3 separate regions of the Homo sapiens genome follow, and all the other regions are linked to region 2. A link is a loop called in an ENCODE intact Hi-C map of the cell type or tissue named here. Cell type or tissue: heart left ventricle. All regions are shown on one strand.

Evidence for each region. A loop is a pair of places that touch in the nucleus more often than their neighbours do. Peaks named below come from ENCODE experiments on the same cell type or tissue, not always from the same donor. Only the 100,000 strongest peaks of a DNase experiment are listed, where the experiment ranks them.
Region 1: it touches region 2 in a loop (9-fold over the local background); 106 of 110 quality-filtered maps call a loop at or near these places.
Region 3: a loop joins it to region 2, with 2.7 times the contacts of the local background. A loop is called at or near these places in 58 of 110 quality-filtered maps.

The regions. Positions count from the first base shown.
Region 1 is chr12:3,130,762-3,138,761 of GRCh38, forward strand. All of the region lies in intron 2 of TSPAN9 (tetraspanin 9), which reads left to right. Among named protein-coding and RNA genes, the nearest start is that of TSPAN9-IT1, 15 kb to the right of the region's middle. RefSeq lists enhancers at 2,342-2,636, 4,896-5,397, 5,398-5,897, 5,959-6,809. In heart left ventricle, a CTCF peak has its summit at 4,876 (motif pointing right); DNase peaks (open chromatin) are centred at 2,123, 2,490 and 6,630; H3K27ac peaks cover 3,218 bases.
Region 2 is chr12:3,270,766-3,278,765 of GRCh38, forward strand. It overlaps TSPAN9 (tetraspanin 9), which reads left to right. Exons shown (of 9, transcript NM_006675.5): 4 at 7,656-7,847. Among named protein-coding and RNA genes, the nearest start is that of LINC02827, 26 kb to the right of the region's middle. In heart left ventricle, a CTCF peak has its summit at 4,865 (motif pointing left); DNase peaks (open chromatin) are centred at 4,117 and 4,866; H3K27ac peaks cover 5,451 bases.
Region 3 is chr12:3,207,691-3,215,690 of GRCh38, forward strand. All of the region lies in intron 3 of TSPAN9 (tetraspanin 9), which reads left to right. It also overlaps the pseudogene RPS27P3. Among named protein-coding and RNA genes, the nearest start is that of TSPAN9-IT1, 62 kb to the left of the region's middle. RefSeq lists an enhancer at 7,003-7,542. In heart left ventricle, a CTCF peak has its summit at 337; no DNase peak of the experiment used is centred here; H3K27ac peaks cover 3,029 bases.

The sequences.
Region 1 (8,000 bases), 140 kb before region 2:
GCTCTAAAAATGTGAGTTACTTCTATTTTTACCGGCAAACTTTATTTTTGCTGTTTTCCAGCCTTCTGTTTCTTTGCACATTTTCTTTTTTTGTGGCGACCTTGATTCCTTTAGGATCCCAGTGCTCTTGGATCACTCCCTTCTTGCTTCTAGCAAAGCCCACTCTCGGGAAGGGGTCTTACGTTGTAGCCGCATCGGATTTCAAGGGCAGAACCTTCAAGGTCGTTGGGGCCAGTGCCCGTGTGGTATTTGTTTTTGCTGAGCGGCTCTTTGCTGTGCTGCATCTCCTCGCCTCCTTTGACGGGGTACACACGCTCTACCTGCTGAGACAGTCTCCTCCATCTTTGTCATTTTCTCCACTTTTGGGGAAAAAAAAAAAGAAACCGGATGTTTATGGAGCCCTTTACGTGCCAGGAGCTGCTGGGCACAGTCATCTCATTTCATTGTCCCAGCCGGCCTTCGAGGTTGGTGGTGTTAATTGCAGTTTTTACCCAGGCACCGCGTGGTTGAGTAAATAGCCAGAGGTCACATGCAAGCAAGCGACAGTGGGACTTGGTTGAGCCTGGACATGCCGAAGCTGCGGCCCACGTTCTCTGCGCTGATGGTGGCGTACAGCAGCAGCCAGTTGCACAGGTGCTCCCATTAGGATCTCAGCCCCTGCACTTACTGGATGCCTGTGGGCCAGTTACCTACCTTCTCCAGCCTCATTTTCTTCACCCGAAACTGGGGGCAGTCCCATCTACCTCCTAGGGCTGTTGTGGGTATGAAGTGAGAAAATCCTCTAATGCTGATGAAAGCTTCTGGCCTGACCGTGGCAGGTGTGCAGGGAATGCTGGCTGTGATGTGTGCTGTGATGCTGGAGCTTGGCTTCCGGGAGGTTCCATACTCTGGGAACTTGCAGGACAGGTCCTGTCCTTGGACCCTCGTCGGATAGGCCCTCAGGTGTTTGTTACCAGGTATTGTGTCCTTCCCAAAGTCCTCGCAATTTTTTAAAAACATTTTTTTTCTTGTGGTAAAATACATACAAAATATATCATTATAACCATTTTAAAGTGTGTAATTCGATGGCATTTACTACGTTCACCGTGTTTGTAAAACCATCACCACTACTTGCTTCCATGGCTTCTTCATCACCCTGACTATGAATCCTGCACCCCTTACCTGTGACCCCCCAGGCCTCTCACCACTGGCAACCACTGATCTGCTTTCTATCTGTGGATTTGCCTCTCCTGGACATTTCGTGTAAATAGAATCATACAGTATGTGGCCTTCTGTGTCTGGCTTCCTGCACTTAGCGTATTTTCAAGGCTCACGCATGCTGTAGTGTGCATCAGTACTTCATTCTTTGTAAGGCTGAATACTACTCCATTATACCTATGTGCAATATTTTGTTTTTCTGTTCTTCTGTTGATGGACATTTGGGTTGTTTCCACCTTTGGGCTGTTGTAAATAGAGCTGCTATGAACATTCATGCACAAGCTTTTGTTTGGACACCTGTTTGCAATTCTTTTGAGCATATACCTAGGAGAAGAATTGCTGGATCATATGGTAATTCTATGTTTTAACATTTTGAGGAACAGCCAAACTGTTTTCCACAGCGGCTGTACCACTTTACATCCCTGCCGGCAACGCATGAGGGTTCCAATTTCTCCACATCCTTGCCAACACTTGTTATTTTCCTTTTTAAAAAAATTATGGCCATCCTAGATGTGAAGTGGTATCTTACTGTGCTTTGATTTGCATTCCCTGATGGACCATGACATGGAGCATTCTCCTTCAGTTCCCGCATTCCTGTTTTCTCCTGACCCGGTTTGAGTCTCTCCCACTGTTCTGTTCATGCTTCTCAACATGTGGCCCCATTTGTCTAGATCCTGTTTAAAACACCAGGCCCCAGGGCAGGCCTCCAGCTAGGTTGGGCGAAGCCTGGCGTGGACGACTCCCACTTCCCTGGTTCCAGATATTTGACTTTTTCCTATTCAGTCTCCTCTGAAAGGCGCCACCCCTCCCCAGCCCATGAAGCTTCCCAGGCTCAGGTTCTCCCATCCCTAGTGGACCGGTGGCTCTCAGCCTCATCGTCCCCACCGCCCGCCTGTCAGGTAGGTCAGGGTGAGGACAGGCGCCACCCTGAGGCCGCCACAGAGCTCCTCCCCGTCACCTTTGGGGCCATTAGGAAGCGGTCAGGTCCTGCCTCCTCCAGATTGTCTCGAGAGGCGTTGTAAGAGCCTCACTCCCCAACACCAGCAAGCTTGCTCCCTTGGAGTATGACTTGAAGGCACCATTTTATGTCTTTTGGGTGGGTTTACGGTTTCAGGCCTATTTCTAACTGGAATCAAAGACTGTCCCTCGGTGAAGGAATTTCAGGCACGAATGAGCAGATGCGTGAGGTATTTTGGGGGCAGAGAGTTTGTCCCTGTGCTCCAGAAACCACTCCACCATCTGCCTCCGTGCACAGGCCCCACCCATCCCGGAAAAAGAGGGGTCCTCTCCTCCCACTTCAGGGCTCTGTCCCGGGAGGCCTGGTCTGTCTCACCAGGCACTTCCTACAAGTACACAGTTTGGTCATCTGCCAGCAGTCTGTCTGTCTAAAGTGTTTATTTACTTTAAAATAAGACTCAATTATTATATAATTTTTTTTTGCTGTAAAAAATAAAATAACATAAAAGTATCAGTAAAATGTGAGGCCCCATTCCTATGCCCCTCTCCCAGCCCCAGGGACCCTCCCAGGGGAAATCACAGGAGAGCCTTGGTATGTATTCAGAATCCTTCCAGGCCTTTCATTCCAATGCAGTCATCTTCCCCCCACCCTCATCTAAGGGCAGCTCCAAAACAGACAACACCAGCAGGCTGAGTGTACCAAAGAAAACAAGGTCAGTGCCCTAAAATGATGCTGCTTGAAGTTGGATGAGCAGGTGGTTTTTTTCTCCCCAGGTGGCTCTGCTCAACTCTGGTGTGCAAACTTGAATAAGGGGTGACTGGGGAAGGAAACCAGAGTGCAGAGGGTGGAGGTTTCCAAAGAAACAGGTCCTGTGAAAATGGATGGATGACGGGGAGGAGAGGAAATTGGCATTAGCATCACCTCTTGATCACCCACCATGGCACGGGGTAATGGCCAGACAGCCACCCAGGCGCAGTTTCTAGCTTGACACTGGCTTTGCATCTTTTGGTGAAGGTAAGTTATTGAACCCCCCTGGGTCTCAGTTTCTTTGATTATAAACAGGGTCAGCGCTTAGGGCTGTTGTGAGGGACTGATTCTTGGAACAGCCCCTTAGAAGGTGTGTAATGTAAGGGTTGCCGTCCCGATCTTGCAGGGTGTCAGGCTCCAGGCTGGTGCTTTGCTTCCTGTGTCAGCTCAGCATGGATGCTTGGCCTTCCTCGTCAGCCTTTCCCGCCGTGGACTGTGGCTAAAGCAGAGCTCAGTAGGTCGCATTGCTAAAAACAGGCACCCCACTCCCAGGATTTGGGTGTTTAGTGTGTTTTTACTGTGTGAATGAATGGGTGATGGGTTGAGACTTTCTCCTCTCCGAAGATGAGAGTATTGTGGGAACAGTTACACAATTAAAGGTCACTGGCACTTTAGCAGGAATTAGTGTCATAGAGATTTTGACCTGAAAGGGACCCGAGATGATCATTCATTGTATAAATGGGGAACTTTGAAGGTTCAAGGAGGGAAGAAACTTGCCAGTCATGTCATACAGCCAGTTAGGGGATGGTCAAGGCTGGAGCCCAGCTCCCCTCATTCTGTCTGTCCTGCCTCATATCTGCAAGGGTCTGCTTGCCTCCGCTCGGGGCTGCTGCTTTGGGGTGGAAGGTCGCTTGGGTCAGAGGGCCTTGGGTCACAGGCAGATGGGCCCTCTGGAGGGATGGAGGGAAGTTTGGGGACAGTGGCATGGCCGATGGCTGTTTGGGGCGCCCAACTTCTGAGACAGAAGGCGGGAAGCATTTGGGGCCCTGGGATCCAGTTTGGTCAGGCCTGGAGAGCCAGCTGCTCTGCTGGTGAATGTGACTGTGAGCTGAGAGCAGGGGCTAGCTCTGCTGGGGAAGGTGGACGTATAGTCAGGCGATCACAGTCCAGGGTGGATGAGGGTGATGGCGTGCAGCGTGGAAGAGGCAGTGACGTTTGTACAGGCACATCATCCATGTATAGAAGGGAGGAAGAAGAACAATGTGGGGAAAAGCATGGCAAACGCAGGGGCTGGCTAGCTGTGGAGGACATGGGGGAGTAGGGGAGAGACCACTCGGAGGTGCCTGCAGTCAGGGCTGGCATCTTGTTTGCCTGTTCCTTCTCAGTGCCTAGGCACTGCATTGCTTTAGAGTTGGGGCAACACTATTAATTGATTGATTGACAGGGTTTTGCTCTGTCACCCAAGCTAGAGTGCAGTGTCACGATCGGAGCTCACTGCAGCCTCGAACCTCCTGTGCTCAAGCAATCCTCCCACCTTGGCCTCCTGAGTAGCTGGTACCACTGATGCACTCCACCACACCTGGCTAAATTTTAAATTTGATTTGTAAAGATGGGGTCTCACTGTGTTGCTCAGGCTGGTCTGGAACTCCTGGCATCAAGTGATCCTCCTGTCTTGGCCTCCCAAAGTGCTGGGATTACAGGAGCGAGCCACTGTGCCCGGCCACCACGTTTTTATTTGTTACAGGGGTGTATGAGGCACACTCCTTCCTTAATCCCTGGGAGGATAGGCAGCAGGCTTTTGGTGTTCTGTGGGTTTTTGACACGTTTTCTCCTTCTTACACCCTCTGCTTCCTGCTAGGTTCTGCCTCAGCCAGCTCATCATTCAGCCCTGGTCCAGGCCTGCAGGGTTGAGGGGCTGTGGCCCTGAGGCTTGCTTGGTGGCCTTCTGGCTTGTTGCTGTTCTTACTGATGTTGACCACTAGATGGCAGCAGGAAACCTATCAATTTCTCCCCCAGGTCCATCGTATTCAAGTCAAGCCCTTTGGTCTGGGTGGATCAGCCATCGCCCCTTGATGGCATGGGGACTCAAATTCCACATCTCACTGATTCCAGGATGGGTCTGAGGAAAGGCTGGGATGAAGCCGAGGCAGCCCTCTCAGACGTACCCTGTGTCCAACTCTCCTGTGACATTCTTGAGAAGCGGCTGTCTCAGCTCAGGTAGTCCCAGGGTTGGGAGATACCCTTTTAGTAGAGTTCCCACCATTGGGAAAATCTTTGCCACGTGTGCTGGCTGGGTTTTCAGTGTCTTAAAGGGTCCAGAAGCCGAGACCCAGTGTCCCCGAGGAAAGTCCTGTTGCTCCCCGAGGAGTCCCCAGCTTGGTAGCCTGTGCAGTTACTGAGGGCACTGTGGTGGTGGGACACAGTGCTCCTGGCCTGGGAGGGACAACAGCGTAAGAGCAAGGGCATGCTGCACATCAGCAGTGACGTGCAGTGACAGCAAACATGTAGGAAGCACTTCGTGAGCCAGGGATGCCCTGACTCCTTTGCTTACATTTATTGGTTTCCTCCTCTTTGAGGGGCAGCCCTGAATCCCTCCTAATCAGGTGCAGCTGAGCGGGGCCTTGAATGCAGGCAGGCTGGCTCCAGAGTCCCGGGATAAGTCACGCACCACTCATCGTGGGCATTCTTAAGCCTTTGCGTGGGGCTCGACAGTTTGTGTTACAGTTCACGTGGCTCTTCCTCAAATGCCTTGTCTCATTGATCTCCCCCACAGCCCCTGTGTCAGGTACTGGGGGATCCTCTTTTTTGCAGATGAGGAAATTGAGGCTCAGAGAAGTGAAGGATGCCTCCAGCATTGCAAAGACAGGACACCAAACCCTGTCATTAGATTCTGAGTCGGGGTGGCTCTCCTTTTGTCGTGAAGCGGGTTTGCATGAGTAGGGTTGGAAGGAGGGAGAGGAGCCCTCAGATGCCTGAGGTCAGGGCAACTGTCAGAAAATCTATTCTGTTCCCAAACCCTCTGTAAGAGGAACACATGTTCAGGTGCCCGTGGGAAGCTGAAGCTCCTGCCCAGCCAGTAAGTAAACAGGAGCTGGAGGGAGAGAGTGTGCGAGAATGAGGAGGTGGTGACCGCAGCCATCCGCTCCCGCCATAGTGTACCCCTCAGCTGGAGGCAGGGGTGGGGGGCACATTGGCTGGGGACCCCTCTAAGGCAGGGCTGGAGAAACAGCCCCCACTGTGCACTGTGGAGCCGCCAGGTGGTCCCAGCTGCCAGAACCCCTGCCCCGTCCAGTCCTGCTGTGAAGGCTTCGGGTGTGGAAGGGCATTGTGTGCTTGTGGTGGGATCTGAATCCCAGTTGGCCTGTGGAGCTACCACTGCTACTCTGGGATCAACTGAGGCAGGGGACTGCGGCCGGGACCCTCTTTCCAATTGGACCTTCTCAGGGGCAGGACCTTCCAAACTAAGGGGCAGCAGTGGATGGCTCCTGGGCTCCTTGTCGTCTCCTCTCTGGGATGGGTGTTCTTGAGGCCTTGGGCTTCCGCCCCCATCCCACCCTCTCTGGGGTGTGGACACAGGGCCCACTTGGGCATGTCAGCTTCCCTGGAGCTCCCGCAGCTGGGCCCTGCCCACGTTTCCCCGGGCCACGCTCTCCTGGCTGCCCCAGGCCTCACCACTCTCTCACTGGAACACATAAGTGCCTGCCCCTGGAGCCCAGGCCACTGTCCTGACTCCTCGCCCTTCCCAGAGCCCCGCCTCCTGCTGCCTGCCTCCCATGTGGCTTCACATCCTGCGGGTTTTTCCAGCTGACACAGCCCTTGTAGATACATACTCTGCTCTGGGCACCCCACATCCATGCCAGGCCCAGATTTGGGCCCCAAGGGAGTGCTACCCCCTGGGTTGCAGTTCAAAGGCTTCTGCTTTCCAGCCAGATGGAGGAGGGCTCTATCCCAGGCTCCAACATCCTGCTTGGCTCATCTCCCCCACCCCCTGCTCCAGCTGCGTCCTCCCTGTTGTGCTCCTGGCAGTAGGTTTGCTGAGAGGGAAGGGGGATTCCTTTCCTCTTGGCCTCTCCTCTCTCTGTTACATCAGCCTACAGCCCAGTACCCCTGGGCTCTGCCAAGGGAGGGCTTTTTCTTTTTTTCTAGGGGAAATAATTCCACCTCTTGTCACACGGATTTCTGCATGCAGCTCTTCAGGGGCTTGACTTCCTTCCCTCGTCCTATCCCAGGCCCCTTGAAGCTCAAGAGAGGGGCAGCTTTGTTTCCTTAAACAGGGGCTGCTGCTGGCTTTGAGCCTCCGAGGAAGGTCGTGTGAGGAGTCGGGTGTCTGGGTCCCGCTGTCCCCCTCACTGGCTGTGTGACCCCAGGACCATCCTTGCCTTCTCTGGGCCTCAGCACTCCCTTCAGGAGCCTAGGACTGCATTTGTCGTCCATGGGTGGTGAGGGGGCAGTGCCCAGCGGTGCCCGTTCTGGAATGGAGGGCTCTGCCCGTGGGTTTGGTAGTGTGATTTTTCCACCCCTGGGCTGGCCCCTCTGCCTGGGGCGGGTGTAGCTGGCACACCTGTTAGGAATGAGGCATCTCCTTAGTGCCAGGGAGACGAGAGCCCTGGGGCTGGCTGGGAAGTGCAGGGCCCAGCTGAGAAGGAGAGCGAGCTCAGTCTCCTCACTGCGGGTCATTCACCACCTCCCGGAGTCGGTTAGAGGAGGGGGCTAGTCCAGGGTGAATTGGTGGGATGGGAAGAGGCCCCAGTGCCCAGCTCTGCCCAGTCCTGTCTCCTCGCTGGGCTCTCTCCTCCCGTTTCTTTTTTTCTTTTTTTTGAGACAGGGCCTCGTGCTGTCACCCAGGCAGGAGTGCAGTGGGGTAGTCATGTGCAGCCTTCACCTCCTGGGCTCAAGTGATCCTCCCTCCTCAGACTCCCAAGTATTTGGTGTCTGGGACTATAGGCACGTGCCACCATATCCGCCATACAAAAAAAAAAAAAGGACTTTTTTTTCCTTTTTTTGTATTTTTGTAGAGATGGGGTTTCGTCATGTTGGCCAGGCTTGTCCCAAAGTCGTGGGCTCAAGTGATTCGCCCACCTTAGCCTCCCAAAGTGAG
Region 2 (8,000 bases):
TCCTTCATCGTGGACTCTTCCACCCCAATATACACTTCGGGATTTTAGATTGCAAGAGGTGTAGGTATTGTAACAGGACTCACTCTCAACTGCTAGGGGTTTTGGTCAATTGGGGAAGGGTTACAAAGTTGGCTGGAGAGAATTGACAGTCTTGAAACATAATTCAGGAGCTTTATAACTGCAGAGGCTTGCAGCCCCCAAACACGATGCCCCTTAAGTTTGGCCGTGGGTAGACATTCTCTCTTAGAACTGTCTCACATGGAGAATAACCCCATTCTGGTATAATCAAAATGTAACTGGGTTGTAGATATGCAAATGCTTTATGTAATGTTTATTTGGAGGAAAATTAGGCACAAAAATATGGGTGTCATCTCCCTGACACCTTTGTAAGTTGGTGAGATTAGGGGCTGCAAAGTGAAGGTATGAAGGTGAATTGGAGGCTTTGAGAGAAAGTGTGGGGTCCAACAGTAATGACCAAGGAATCATGCCATCTGGCTTGAAGTTATGCACCAGCTCAGTGTGAGACTAAACTGTGCTATGGCTGCCACTCAAGCCAATGGGGCCTTAGGCTGAATTACTAGAAGTATAGAGCTCAGAACGTAGGAGGGGAAGAGCTGGGTCCTACCATAGCTGGAGCCTAACTTTCAGTTTGAGACAGGCCTGTTTTACTTGTTCTTAGTGGGCTTCTTGGGCAAAACTAGGATTGATGCATGTTAGCCACAGGGAAGTAGATTCTTGCATTAATAAGAAAGAATTCCTGGCTGATTAGAGGTATGCAGAAAAAAAAAAAAAAAGAAGAATGGAGTGCATTGTGGGATGGTGAGCATTCAGCCCCTGGGAGACCCGTGTGGCTGCATCCCACCCCATGGTTCCAAGGTGCTGTGGTCCTCCTACCTGCTGGGTGACTTCAGCAAAGATGTGTCTGTGACTTTGTCCCTTCATTTCTCTCCATGCAGAATTGGAGGCATCGTCTGCTCTCTTGCCTTCCCTGCCCCTCCTGCCTCTCCCTTTATGGCTGTGAGAATGAATGAGCTGCGGGGGCCCTTGGAGGCAAGGGGTGTCTGAAATACAAAGCAGCGGCTGCGCTCCTGGCACCGATGTATTGTCTCTGCTCCCCATGATGAAGTTCTTGGCAGGTCGGCTTCTTCCAGAGCCAGGCAGGTTCATTACTAGCCAGCATGTCAGGCTGTGAAATTAAAGCTGTTTTGGTTTTTTTCTTTTTTAAAAATTCTCCACATCCACTAATTTATTAAATGCCATTAAATGTTGGGCCTGGCCTTGGCTCATAGAAACATTAGGGAGCACTCAGTCCTAGCATTTGAAAATTTCCTGCAAGCAAAAAGTGGATGAGGGTGTCAGGGGGGCCAGGTCAGGGGCCACCAGTGACATCTGATGCCAGAAGCCCAGGTGCCTTGTGGGGCTCTGCAGACACATGAGGCAGTGGGGATTAAAATAGGGCAGCAGAGGTGGGAGCAACCTGAGGGCACTGGGGGTTCCAGGAGTGGGGAAGACGGGGTGAAGAGGAGGCTGCTTTTTCAGGAGGATTTGCATGTCTGGGTCTGGTCCTGTTCCCCAGCTATGGCCCACTCAGGCCCCTCCATCCATCCCCATCATTCATTCATTTATTCATTCCTCCAGCAAATATTTATCTAGTAATCCAGGCATGTTCTGGGCCCTACAATGGAAGAAAAATGGATAAGACACAAACCTGGGTCCTGGAAGTGCATGTGTGTTTTTTTTTTTTTTCCCCAAAGTGCTGGGATTACAGGCATGAGCCACTGCGCCCGGCCGTGTGTGTGTGTTTAGTGAGGGTAGGCAGCAAGTCTACACAGAAGCCTGAGAGGTCCTAGGTGTGTCCTCTGCTGTGGGCCCGGCGCTGGCAGAGGAGTCATCCCTGGCGAGGGGCCGCTCCCACCAGTGGGAGACCGATGGGACCCATGAGATATGGGCAGTGGCTGCCCCTAGGATCTAAGCAGCATGGAAGTGGGTGGAGAAGCTCAGGACGGGGAAGCCCGAAGGGGGAATTGTGTCCCTCACCCCCAGAGAAATAGGATGCCTGCGTGAAACATACGTAACGACACGTGGCAGAAGCCTGTATTTAAACCACAGTCAGCATGGTTCAAACTGAAGACAAGGAAGACACCGTGGGGATATTAGCTAACTACAAGACTTAACAAATGAGGTGAGGCTGGAGTGTGGGCTCACTGTATGGCCATAGCCTGACTGGGCCTCAGTTTACCTGCTGCGCGTATTGTGGATGGGCCCCTGGTGACAAAGAAGATCCTGATACAGCCTGATGACTTGAGGCTTTTCTCTGTGCTGGGGGCCTGCACCCTTTCCCTCCTCCGGAGTCAGGGCACGGCCCAGACCAGATCGCCCTGTGGGATTTGAAGGCGTTGCCAGCCCTGCTCTAGGCTCTGCGGATTTAACCACAAAAACAACAGACCCAAATCCTGGCCCTCAAGGAGGCCATTGGCAAATGTAAGGATGGGATTCGTCTTCTCAAATTTGGATGTGGATTTGTTTGTAGCCCTGATTTGAAGTTATTTTGAAATGCCTTCGGCTGGGGAAGGGGCAGGGGAGGCTTGGTACTCAGGCTGGCCCCTGGACCTGCACCTGCTCCGGGGAGGGCATCAATCAGGCCTGGACCACACCAGGAGTGGCTGGTGACCTTCTGCGGGTTGGTGCTAGCATTGCCTGGGGCCCAATCCCCTGAGTCACCCTGCCTCACCCCAGATTGTCCCATCGTGGGCTAGATTATAGCTCAGTCATCTCAGCTGAGACAAACCCCTGGTTTTGGAAGGGAATTTTCCCAAATGCCACCAGCTAAGCTCTCCGGCCCTGAGCTTTGGCTGTGCCACCACAGACAGGCCTTGCCTCCTTCCTGTGCTATGTGCTGGGCTCCCTCCACCAGAGGCGGCTCCCCTGCCCTGCACCTCCCTCTCCTGCTCCTGCCGCACCCTCTCCCTGCCCGCTGCACTGGCTTCAGAGGTCAGCTTCCTGACTTCCTGCCCTCCTGCCTGTGCGGGGCAGGCCTGGCTCACCAAGACTTCATGGCCAACCTGTCTCTGCCATCACCTCCTCCCTCCTGCCCTTGCTCCCTCCCCGATCTCAGCCCCGGCTGTCCCCAGCTCACCAGCTGGCATCTTTGGGCATATCGCTGTCATTGGCTCTCCCTTCCCCACCGCTGGAGGGAACACATCAGATTCTTTCTCCAATGGCTGTTCTCAAGATGTTGGCAGCCCAAGGGTGGGTGCCTGGCGTGGGGGGATAGGGTAGGGGGCGGGGTTTCTCAAACTCTATTGACAATTGGGGCCAGACAGTTCTTGACTGTGTGGACTGTCCTGTGCACTGCGGGGTGTTTGGCAGCACCCCTGGCCTCTACTCACCAGGTGCCAGGAGCAGCCCCTCCCATTGTGGCAACCAAAAACGTCCCCAGACATGCCACATGTTCCCTGGGGAGCAGAATTGCTCCTGATTGGGAACCACTGGGCTGAGGGCTGAGAGCACCATGTCTCAGACTCGGCTAAGACTGCGCCAGAGGGACCTAAGAAATGATCTCGTCCAAATCCCAAGTTTTAAAGGAAATTGGGCCTCCGAGAGCTAAAGAATCTTAAGGTCACACTAGGGAGCAGCATGATGAGAGGCATTTTAGGAAAAGAATCAGGCAGCTCTATGCAGGCTGGGCTGGAAACTAGAGGCCAGGGGCAGGGAGGGCAGTGGGGGCCGTGATCTGGACATGGGACCTGTGGCGAAGGCCCAGTGTTGGTGCCTGTCACCTGTCAGTCGGAGGTCCCCTGGGAGCAGGTAGTGAAGGCTTCTGCACCAAATGCCAGAAACCAAGGTTTTGTCCCAGCCCAGCAGTGTGACTGGGGACTTCCTTGTCCCCCCGCTTAGCTTCCTGGAAAATCGAGGCGTGACCTTTGTGTTTTCTTCTTGCCGGGAGGCTCTGTTAGTGTTGGGCCATCAGAAGATGGGAGCAGAGAGCTCATCTCGGCAGGAGCCCCTTGAGGATGGGAGCGTGGCAGTGGGGATGTGCGTGGCACCCGCTGTACTGCACAGGCCTCCTCACTGGGCAGACGTGCACCATGCGTGGAGTTGTGCCAGGCGGGAGCTGTGATGGAGGCAGGAACAGGTTTGAGGGCTTGGAGAGGAAGCCTTCCAGTCCAGACTGCGCCCCCGTAGGGTAGGCCGCAGATCTTTCCTGGGGGCCTGGAGGACTTTGGACAGGAAATGGGAAAGGAAGCAGATTTGGGGACAGGGCACCAGCTGTGTTCCCTGAGAGGTAGAAGGCTCCCAGGTGGGTCTGGCAAGACCAAATCAAAGGATGTGGAGTGTGAAGTCAGAGAACCAGTTTGAAGAGAGGTGACCAGGTCCTGGAGTTTCTGACCTAAGAGGTTTTCCTAGGTAGAGGTACCTGAGCATCCCAGCACTTATCCCAGGAGGGAAGTGGAGAGAGGGCTCGGAAGGGGCCCCCCGCTGCAGGTACACCCACAGTGGGAAACCGCTTCAGGAGAAGGCTGTGCTTTGAGAACTTTTCCAGGCCCGAGAAGGGTCCGGGCTCTGAGCTCTGGGGTCCTGCGTGTCTCCAGCTGCAGCGTGTGGGGGCGCCCTGCAGCTCCCCTGCAGCGAGTACCTGCGGCAGTGGGGTTTCCGCTTACTCATTCCAGGGTCTGGCTTTTAGAGCCATAAATCTTCAGCATGAAGATCATAAATTCTCCATGGTATGATTAATGAAAGAAAAATTGAGACGGCAGCATAGAAACTGACCAGATTGAAGAAAAGTCAGAGTGACTATTTGGATGAAAGTTTCAGCCATCGCTGGCGAACCCAGAGCTTCTGAACCAGCCTGGAGCGCCACCTAGTGGCCGTAGGCGGGGCTAGCCCCGTTCCCTGGCGAAGCTTTGTGATGGCCCAGTTGGGCGATGCTGTGGGTCTCAGTGTGCCCATTCTTTGGGAGCCCTGACGTGGTTCCATGTGGGGCTGCGCCAGGGGACAGGAGGCACAGGCCCACTCTCCACAGTGTGAAGGACCCAGGCAGCTGCTGGACGTAAATCATTCGGACCCCCCTGCAGCTCCTTGCACTGTCTCTTGGTTAGTAATACGTGGCGGTGTCTGTTCCTACCTTTTTCTTCATGCACACCTTTCTGGTTCCCCATTTATCAAAATCCTATTCATTCTTCAAAGCCCAGCAAGGCCTGTCAATGCCACCTTCAAAACATCTCAAATTGGACCATTTCTCACCGCTCCTCCGTAGCCTCCTGGTATGAGTCGTCCCCAGCTCTCAAGCTGGTCTGGCTCCTGGGAAGAAAGAGAGGCTCGCAATTAGGCAGGGTAGGGATGCCCACGGGAAGGTGAGGGGAGGGGACAGACGCCTCCCTGAGGAAGGGCATCTCCTTCTTATTCCTCCACAAACCCAAGCCTAATCACAGCAGCCTCCCAGTTGCTCTCCTGGCCTCCCTCGGGCCCTCCCGCGGTCGCTTCTCCAAACAGCAGCCAGAGTGATCTGCTGAAAACCTCAGTGAGATCATGTCACTCTCCAGCTCTGGGACCTTCCCGTCACACTGAGGACACTTGCACGTTTCCTTTACCTGCGAGGTCCCAGCTGGCCTGGCCCCCGGCCACCCCGCCTGCTTTGTCTCCTACCATGTGTCACCTCACTCACTGTTGTAGCACACGGCCAGCGTGCTCCTCCTTGGCTGGCCAGGCTCCTTCCCACTCCGGGGCTTTTGCACCTGCTGTTCTCTCTGTCTGGAACGTTCTTCCCCCAGATAGTTATGTTGCTCCCTCCCCCTGTTTATTTGGGTTTTTGCTTAAACACCACCTCTTCCAAGACACCTTCGCTGCCCACACCCTCCCCAGTTATTTTCTGGCTCTTTACATTGCCTTATTTTTCTTCGTGGCGCATGTCAGCAACTGCAGTTACGTCATTTGTTGCTTACATAAGGTCAGTGTCTCCTGTAAGAATCTACTCTTCGTGAAGGCAGGGTCTTTGCCAGTGAGGTGTACCACTGTCTCCCCAGCTTGGAGAACAGGGCCTGGCACTGAATACGCAGGTGTTCACTTGGGTTTGTGGAGGAATAAGCGAAGGAGATGCCCTTCCTCAGGGAGGCGTCTGTCCCCTCCCCTCACCTTCCCATGGGCATCCCTACCCTGCCTAATTGCGGGTTGCCCTGTCTCAGCCCTGAGCCTCTGTTTCTTCCCAGGAACCAGAGCAGCTTGAGAGCAGGGGCTGGGCTGATTCCTGGAGTCAGCATAGTCTGCACAGGCCCTGGCACAGAACAGCTGCCCGGGAAGTGCCTTTCCAGCAAGCAGTGCCCGGAGCTGGCCACCCACTTCACGTAGCTTATTCCAATCTAATTCTCACAGCAGTCCAATAGGAAGGGGATGATATTCTCACTCTGCATACGAGAGGTTTGCAAGCTCACACCACCAGGATAAGCTGGAGCCGGGAGTCCTGTTTGGGTCTGTGACTCCCAAGCCCTTACCACCTGCACTTTCACCCGGCATAGAATGTTCTCGTCCTCCATCTGCCCCTAGTCCACCCACCCTTTAGGGACTGCCTCCTTCAACTGGCTTCCATGACTGCGACAGTGATTGCCTCCTCTGAGCGCCCGTAGCGTTGACTGGGCACCAGTCCATCCCACCTGGGAGTGGTAGATTTTGCACTTTGATTGCTCCCATCCAGCCAGAACAGAGGCCCCTGGAAAACAGGTCTTTAAAGTGGTTGTAGCTTTTCTGGCATGGCACACTGCATGCTGTAGGCACTCAGTAAATACTGTTTCACTGATTGATTGGCTCCTCAGACTCAGCACACTTCCCATGAGCTGGCGGAGGGAGTCGGGGAGTGCCAGCTATATCGAGCATAAAATAAGACAGATGTGGAGATTTGCAGCCGGTGAAATGGAAGCTTCCCCAGGTGGAGCTGGTGGCGCCGGCAGCCCCAGGGGTGCTGTTGGGGAGAGTTGCTTTTCGGTTTGGGGGCCGATCATGCCAGAGGCCAGCTTATTGGATGGGTGGTGAAGGCAGCCGTGGACTCCCACGTCCCGCACACTGGCCAGGCCCCCAGCCAGCCGATGACTGCCTCCTTTCTCCATCTGTGGGAAATTGTTCTTCAGACTCCAGTGGACAAATGGCCCTTCGGGTCAGAGTAACAGGACACAGTCGCTGGAAGTTCTGGCTCCAAGAAACCCGACTCCGAGGGTCCCTTCCCACCTCCAGAGATGAAGTCTTTCTTGCTTTTCCTGACCCCAGTTCTCCCCTCTCACCAGGCCTCCGTCTTGGACACTGGGGCCTCTTCTCTATCATGCAGAGTAACCTAACCACTCACATGTGTCCAGTACCTTCCACGTATTTGTTACGCACTTTTGCCTCTGTGTGGTTTAATCCATCCTCAGAATGACCTGGGAGGCTCTTGAAACTGGCACAGTCTCCGTTGTCACATGGGGAGACTGAGGCACAGAGAGGCTAGGGGACTGTCTGGGTCACACAGCCGACATGCTTCGGGTCTGCAGCCCAACGGTAGTCCCGTTCTCACCTTGTCGGTTCTCACTTTGTCTGTGTCTCAGAGCATGGGGTGGGGACCTGCACTGTTCCCAGGTCCATGGACGAATGTGAGAGCAGCGCCAGGCTAATGGGCTTTCCTTCCTTTCCAGCTCTGTGGCTGTGGGCTGCTGGGAGTGGGCATCTGGCTCTCCGTGTCCCAAGGCAACTTTGCCACCTTCTCCCCCAGCTTCCCTTCGTTGTCTGCAGCCAACCTGGTCATTGCCATAGGCACCATTGTCATGGTGACGGGCTTCCTCGGCTGCCTGGGGGCCATCAAGGAAAACAAGTGCCTCCTCCTCAGCGTAAGTTCTGTCCAAATCCCCAGCCCCTCCAACTCCTGATCTCCTTGCACTTGGACCCCTGGGACAGGCAAGACCTGGAATATTAGCCACCTGGGTGTCCAACCTGAGCCCAGGGAAACTGCTTCTAGAACGTTCTAGGCTTGACCACACCCC
Region 3 (8,000 bases), 63 kb before region 2:
AGGGGAGGCTGCAGGATTTCAAATCTCCCTTGCAGTGGCTAGCTCACTGCGTCAGGACCACGCAGAGAGGCCCTGTTTTAGTGGCTGGTGGGGGGTGGGTGACCGGCCAAGGAGGAGAGGGACAGGGCCCTGCTTTCAGGTAGCTTTCTTTCCACTCCAGGGGTTCTTCACTAGAGTGGATGTTCGCATCAGCCAGGCAGCTTTTACATGAACAAAGCCCCTCCTGAGTGGGCGCCTCCAGAAGTGAGGGCTGTGTTTTGAAGGTATTCCTTTAACCTCTTGCTATCTGGTTTCCTCACCTTGGACTATACCACCTCTCCTGTAGGGCCGTGCTGAGGCCTGCAGGAGGTGCTGTGTGCATGATGCAGGTGTACTGCTCAGCAGGAGGCCTGGCGCCTTGGACTTCGTGCGCAGGAGCTGTGGTTGTTAGTATTACTGTCGCTCCTGCGGTGAGAGCGTATGAACAGGAAGTTAGGTGCCCACGGGTTGGAGTATGGACCGCTTGGATGACAATGCCAGGAAGGGCGGTTGGAGCCCTGGGAGGATCCCCAAGTGTCCCTCGGGCTGGGGATTGCTCTGAATGTCTTCGGGCCTTCGGGGTATATGGGAGAATGGGGGCAGCTGGGAGGGCCAGGGGGGTTTCTTGGAATGAGAGTTATAGGTAGGGAGAAGGCAGTGGAGAAGGATGTGGTCTCTGACCCCAAGGCCTGCAGCTGCACCTGCCATGCCTCTGGGCCTCCCAGAAGGGGCAGCTCCACATACTTCTTCTGCCTCCCTTTGTCCTAGGGGTGACAAGTGGGGCCTGGACCCAGCCAGCTGGGCTGGTGGTCACAGTGCGGGGCCCCCACAGGCCCTTTGGTGGATGTTGGATTCCACTGGGCAGCTTGGCTTGTGACCTGGGCTGACCAGGACACAGAGCACACAGGGCTCCAGGTCCGGGTCACTTTCCCAACCAGAAACACCGTCACCCAAAATAAGTGACAGTTGTAAAATACATCATATGTAAATTCACGTACTTAAAAAAATCATAAAACAAACGCCTGCCCACTTAGAAGCCTAGCTTATGAAATAGAGGACTTTCTATGCCCATGAGCCTCTGTGACCCCCAGCTTCTGCCTGAGAGAGCACCATTCTCTTTGAATCTTGTGTGAAGTGTACGCCACATGTATTGGCATTCTTAAACACGGCATCATTTAGTTTGACTGATTTTTCAACTTTTGGTAAACAGAATAGTTCTGGATGTAGTTTTAAAAATTCGGCGTTGTGCCAGGCGCAGGGGCTCATGCCTGTAATCCTAGCACTTTGGGAGGCCAAGGTGGGTGGATCACGAGGTCAGGAGTCCGAGACCAGCCTGGCCAACATAGTGAAACCCTGTCTCTACTAAAAATACAAAAATTAGTCGGGTGTGGTGGCGGGTGCCTGTAGTCCCAGCTAGTCAGGAGGCTGAGGCAGGAGAATCGCTTGAACCCGGGAGGTGGAGGTTGCAGTGAGCCAAGACCACACCATTGCACTGCAGCCTGGGCGACAGAGTGAGACTCCATCTCAAAAAAAAAAAAAAATAAAAAACTAAAAATTCAGCGTTGTGTTTCTGGATTCACGCACGTTGATAGTCGTGGCCATAGTGCACACCTTTCCATGGCTCTTGGTATTTCATTACATGAATGTGCTGCAGGTGTATTCTTCTGGTGATGAACATTTGGGTTATTTCCTCCTTTTTCTAAACAACACTTCTGTAAACATTCTCGTATAAGTCTTCTGGTGTACATGTGGAGGCGTTTCTTTAGGACAGTGCTTCTGGAAGTATCTGTGGTGGAGGACCATCTTTTAAGTTTTCAGTTCTCAGAGGTGGTCCTGCTGCATGTGACTAGTACACGGTTGAGAGCACACGTGACTCGCCTGACGAGCTCAGCTGTACCTGAGTGAGTCAGCTGATGGTGTGCTGGGATGTTCTGGCAATGTCAGATTGCTATAAACGTTTCTAAGCGTGGGCCGGGCGCGGTGGCTCACGCCTGTAATCCCAGCACTTTGGGAGGCCGAGGCGGGCGGATCACGAGGTCAGGAGATCGAGACCATCCTGGCTAACACGGTGAAACCCCGTCTCTACTAAAAATACAAAAAATTAGCCGGGCGCGGTGGTGGGCGCCTGTAGTCCCAGCTACTCGGGAGGCTGAGGCAGGAGAATGGCATGAACCCTGGAGGCAGAGCTTGCAGTGAGCCAAGATTGTGCCACTGCACTCCAGCCTGGGCGACAGAGTGAGACTCTGTCCCAAAAAAAAAAAAAAAAAAAAAAAAAAAATTAGCCGGGTGTGGTGGCGGGTGCCTGTAGTCCCAACTACTTGGGAGGCTGAGGCAGGAGAATGGCATCAACCCAGGAGGCCGAGCTTGCAGTAGCCGAGATCGCGCACTGCACTCCAGCCTGGGCAACAGAGCAAGACTCCGTCTCAAAAAAAAAAAAAAGAAAAAAAAGTTTCTAAGCATGAAGCAGTTCCATGGACCACACCTTGAGGAGCACTGCTCTGGGTATATAGGAGTGTAATGGCACCGTGGAGCTTCAGGATATGTACCTGCCACCTTTCCTAGATAATGCCAGATTGTTTTCCAGTGAGGATGTATCAGTGGACATTCCCACCAGTGGAGAGTCAATGGGGAATGGTTTTTGGCATTCTCCAGTACAGTGGATGTAAAATGCTATATTATAATGGTTTTAATTTGCATTTCTTTGATCACTAGTGGACATCTTTTCATATGTTCCTTAGCCATTCTTTCATCTTCTGTGAATGCATGTTTGTCTTTTGTTCATTTTTTATTGAGTTGCGTTTTTTCTAACAATTTTTAGGAGTTTTATTTATGTTTTGAATACTAATGTGTTAATTAAATGTATTGCAAACAGTATGTAGCTTCCAGTTTATAGTTTGTCTTTTCACTTTCTTCATGGGGTCTCTTGGTAAACAGAAATTCTTTATTGTAATGTAGTCAAATTTTCAGCCTCTTCTTTGTTAGACTGTACTTTTTATGTATTTAAGAAATACATGCTATCTCATGGATGTCTTTTTTTTTTTTTTTTTCCTTTTGAGGCAGGGTCTCACTCCTGTCAGCCAGGCTGGAGTGCAGTGGCACAATCATGGCTCACTGCAGCCTTGACTTCTCTAGGCTCAAGTGATCCTTCCATACCAGCCTCCTGAGTAGCTCAAACTATAGGCACGTGCTACCAAGCCTGGCTAATTTTTGTATTTTTTGTAAAGGTAGGGTTTCCCTATGTTGTCCAGGCTGGTCTCAACCTCCTGGGCTCAAGCAATCCTTCTGCCTCGGCCTTCCAAAGTGCTGGGATTACAGACGTGAGCCACGGCGCCCTGCTTCAGCTTTACAGCCTGGTAGTAAGACAGTGCTTGTCGCAACATAATCAGTGCCTGTGAATTGTTGAATGAATGAGTAAGTGACTGAAGATGAGTTCCTGGACTGATTTCTGGAAGCTTTTCTTTTTATATTTAAGTCCTTAGTATATTTGGAATTTATATTTGTATATAAGATAGGGCTCTGATTTTTCCTCCATAGCTCCATTGATTAACTAGTCCACCTTTCCCCACAGACCTGTACCGCCACCTGTGTTTCTGTGTATGCCTGGGTCTTTTCCACTGGACTGTTTGTCTATCCTGATGCCGCACTGTCTTCATTACTACAACTTTATAATAAGTCTCAATATCTGGTAGGGCAAATCCTTTCCTCTTACGCTTTTTCAAGAGTATTTTTGCTGTTCTTGGCCCTTTGTTCTTTTGCATACATTTCAGAATTAGTTTGTCTTGTTTCACCAAAAATCAGTCAGCCAGCCTCTTCCCCCAAACCCTTTTGATATTTTGGTTGACCTTTCATTGAATTCATTCATCATCTTAGGGAAAATTGCTGTCTTTTTTTTTTTTTTTTATCCAAAATGTGTTTATTGAGATGGTTTCCCACTCATCTTGACTCAGAGTGCTTTTAGTGCTGCTTCCTCCTGAAGGAACATCCTTCTGTAAGCCTTGCTTTTCCTCCTGTAGGCTGGCAGAGGACAGTGGAGCAGCCAACACACAAAACTACTGTTTGTGCATGGCTAAAGACCGTGGTGATTTTATAGCATCCTGGGCATTTCACATCCATGAAGTAGGAATTGGGGCTCTGCACCAGGCGTTTCTTCTTGTGTTTCCTCTTCTCCTCTTCTGGAGAGGGATGAAGGAGATCCTTTGCGAGAGGCATGTTCTCGTGTGCGTAGGTCGTCACCACCGGAAAGCAAAATTGCTGTCTTTGTATTTCTTTCTTTTATTTTTTGAGATATAATCTTTCTCCGTCACCCAGGCTGGAGTGCAGTGGCATGATCTCAGCTCATCGGAACCTCTGCCTCCCAGGTTCAAGCAATTCTTATGCCTCAGCCTCCCGAGTAGCTGGGATTACAGGTGTGTGCCACCATGCCTGGCTAATTTTTGTATTTTTAGTAGAGATGGGGCTTCGCTATGTTGCCCAGGCTGGTCTCGAACTTCTGACCTCGTGATCTGCCAGCCTCGGCCTCCCAAAGTGCTGGGATTACAGGCGTGAGCCACCATGACCGGCTTATCTTTATATTTCTATTCATGAATATGAATAGTATTCTACTTATCTATTTCTATTCATGAACATGGTATATTTCACCATACATTAGGTCTTCTTTAATGTTTTTCTGTAAAGTTTCATGAAGGTTTTATACATCTTATGTTATATAGAGACTTCTTTTTATATATTTTTTAAATTTTTAAATTTTTTGTAGAAACAGGGTCTCCCTGTGTTGTCCAGGCTGGTCTTGAACTCCTGGCCTTAAGCAATCCTGCCTTGGCTTCCAAAGTGCTGCGATTACAGGTGTGAGCCACTGCATCTAGCCTAGAGACTTCTGATCTTCCATGCTTTGCCACCCTCCCCCAGGGTTCAGCTGAGCTCTTGTGCACACGCACTGCAGACCTGATGAGGGAATGGGGCACCCAGAGGTGAGAGGATGGAGGAGCCCGCTAGCCAGCTAGTCTTCTAGTGGGTGCAGGTCAGGGGTGAGCACCAGGTATGGTGCTCAGTGCTCTTGCCTAGCAAGGGGGGCCTAGTGTCTGTGTTCATGTCCCGCACCTGCCATCTGTCTTCTGATCAGAACAGGGTTTGTAGAGGAGGCAGGCTCTCCAGGGACTATGAGAAGGGTGAAAAGGAGAGGGCTCGAGGATCTGGAGGATGGAAGATGTACAACGTGGGAGGATGCCTATCCGGTGAAGGGATTGTGGACAAGCAGAGGGAGTGGGGAGGGTGGAGAAGGAGAAGGCAGGAAAAACATGGTGATATTGGAAGCCAGAGAAAGGGGCTAATGCAAAGGGTGTCAAACAGATCTGTGGAGCGCTAGGAATTGCTTGGGTACAGCGGTGTGCTGGTTGCAGAAGACCCCTTTTAGCAATGGCACTTTGGATCATGCGGGGAAGGGCATTAAAGAACGCCAGGTGGAGGAAGGTCTGGAGGACATGGGACTGTGGCTGGGCGGGCAACCTGGGGAGTCTGTCTGCAGGGGTCTCTAAGCAAACGGCAGTTGCTGGCGGTGAGGATCCTGTGCCTTCTGTTCTCTGTACAGTGAGGGCGGGTGTGTTCTGAAGCCTCACTCTGCCCCCTGCCCTCTCAAGGGGGGCTTCCCCCGCTTGTTGGCAAGAGCTCATTGGACCCAAATCAGAGCGACAGCTTGTCAGGCCGATAAGCCTGGGCTCTGGGCAGGAGCTCTTTATGTCTGAGCCATTTAGGACACTCATCGTGACCAGTCCCTGGGGCTCAGAGGCCTGGTTGGGGAGGAGGTTCAGGGACCCTCAGGAGAGAGCAAGGGTGGAGGGAGGAATGCTGATGTGGTACTGAGTGCACGAGGTGCTCACTTTGTTCCCATTTATGGCAGCTAAAGAGAGCTGCAGCGAAGCCCCCCTCCCCCTTCCAGCCCCCCTTCACCTGTCCCTTTCTCAGCCTGCCTGCTGGGAGGAGGGGAGTCTGAAAAGTGCATATTTCACAAAAGCCACTCCGTAGAGGGCTGTGGGTCTTACTCAGGAGCTGTGGGAGGAATATTGACAAGATTCTCTGCATTGCCGATTAGCTTTCTGTCTTCCCACCTAAATGGAGACTTCTCACAACTTGGGGCAGGGAGGGGCTGGGCTGGGTGGCCACCCAAACAGCCTGCGGGATCCTGGGGTGCCTGGCCATGCATCCTGCATTTCCTCCCCACTCCTACAAATGCAGGTGTGCAGCTCTTCTTGGAAGATGCATGCCAGTTAACTCTCGCTTGTATCTGGGATCAAAGTGGCAGAGTGGAAAAGAGCAGGGAGTTGATCCCAGAGACCTGGGTTCTAGTCCCCGGCATGCTTGCTAACTAGCCGTGTGATCCTGGGCAAACTGCTTCTGTCTCTGGGCCTCAGTTTCCACATCTGGAAAATGATAGACTTGGACCAGCTCATCTCTGAGGTCTCTCTGGGCCCTGACATTCTGTGGTTGTATATGTTTCTTTTGTTCCCTTTGTCTTTTTTAAGGAGCTGATGATTATTGAGATATTTTATCTTCCTTATCCTCATAGTAGCGTCGGTAGAGTGATGGACCACGGATGAGTTTCTTCTGTCTCATAGGTGGTGACACTGAAAGGGGACTGCCTCACCTGGACTACGTGTGTGCTCAGTGTGCTGGAACTCACTGCCTGGACAAAGCTGCCCTAGATTTTGCCATTCCTGGAGCTCACAGGCCTGGAGTGAGCGGCTGCCTGCCGCGGGGCTGGGTCGGGACAGGAGCGCTGGGTTCCAGGGTGGACGAACTCCTGTTGGATTTGCCTCTTCGGACCTCCAGTTCCTTGCTTAGTGGTGGGGGGAGAATCTTCCCTGTTAGCCCATTTCCCACTTCAGGGTAGCAAGAAATGGAAGTCGTTTCTGGGCCTGGGCAGGAGATGGGGCCACAGCCACAGCAGTCAGTTGATTTGAACACGCCCTCCCCCCTGCAGGGGAGGGCCTTCACGCCCTCTAAGCAGGTAATGAGGGGGCGGGCTGCCGTATTAAGCACCCTGGCTACGCTGGGGAGAAGCTCTGCACCTTGTTTGACACACAGAACTGTCGCGGCTCCTTCCTATTGTTAGAAGCCTTAATTACTATTGTTCCAATTCCTCCCTCCAGCGATCGTCATTAGGAAGAGCGTTCTTGTTTCTTCCTCCTTCCCCCCATCCCCCTGAACACGTCTTCAGGGCTGTTCCCTGGCGCTGCCTGCCTCTCACCCGGCTCTACCCTGTTCACTGTGCCCTTCTACCCAGGGCAGCCCCTGACAGCCCACCTCCCTTATCCCCTGGCCCTGGCCTGCGCTCCCACCTGCTACCTCTTTAGGAAACAAACACATACCCTTCCCACCCCCATCCCCAAGTCTCCCCATTAAAACTCATGGCTCAAAGCCAGGGATGCTTTACCTTGTGTGTGGATTCAAGAACCTGTCCTACCCGCTTCTCTGGTGGTTGTGAGAATCCAAACCAAGAGAAGGGTGGTGCCTTAAACTGGAAAGTACTGCACACATTTAGGGGGTGTCCGTGCACCAGCGCCGCAGGCCATAGCTGGCTGGGGGAAGGCTTGGGCTACCCTGCTGCTCTGCCATTGACTCCCTGGGAGGATCTTTGACTTCAGCTTCTCCTCGGTAAGGTGGGAATCAAATCTTAATCAAACTTGCCTGGCCAACCTGGGAGCCTTGTCAGTGGGCTGCAATGGGATGGTGATCCTGAAAGTACTCTGAGGCCTAGGAAGGGTTCTGCTGATTGGAATCAGGATCGCCAGCTTATTTTTCTTTTCATGACTTCCTGTTGTTCTCTGTATCTATTTCCATCCCATCTCTCAGCCTTCCTAGAGGGCCCTAAAGCTGTGCAATGATTTGTTCCCTGGGGAATTTCTCCACCAGGCAGCCCCAAGTCATGTTGCTGGCTCCTGCAGTTGCCTGCTGAGGCACCCCAGCGTCTGACACCTGGGGAACCCCAC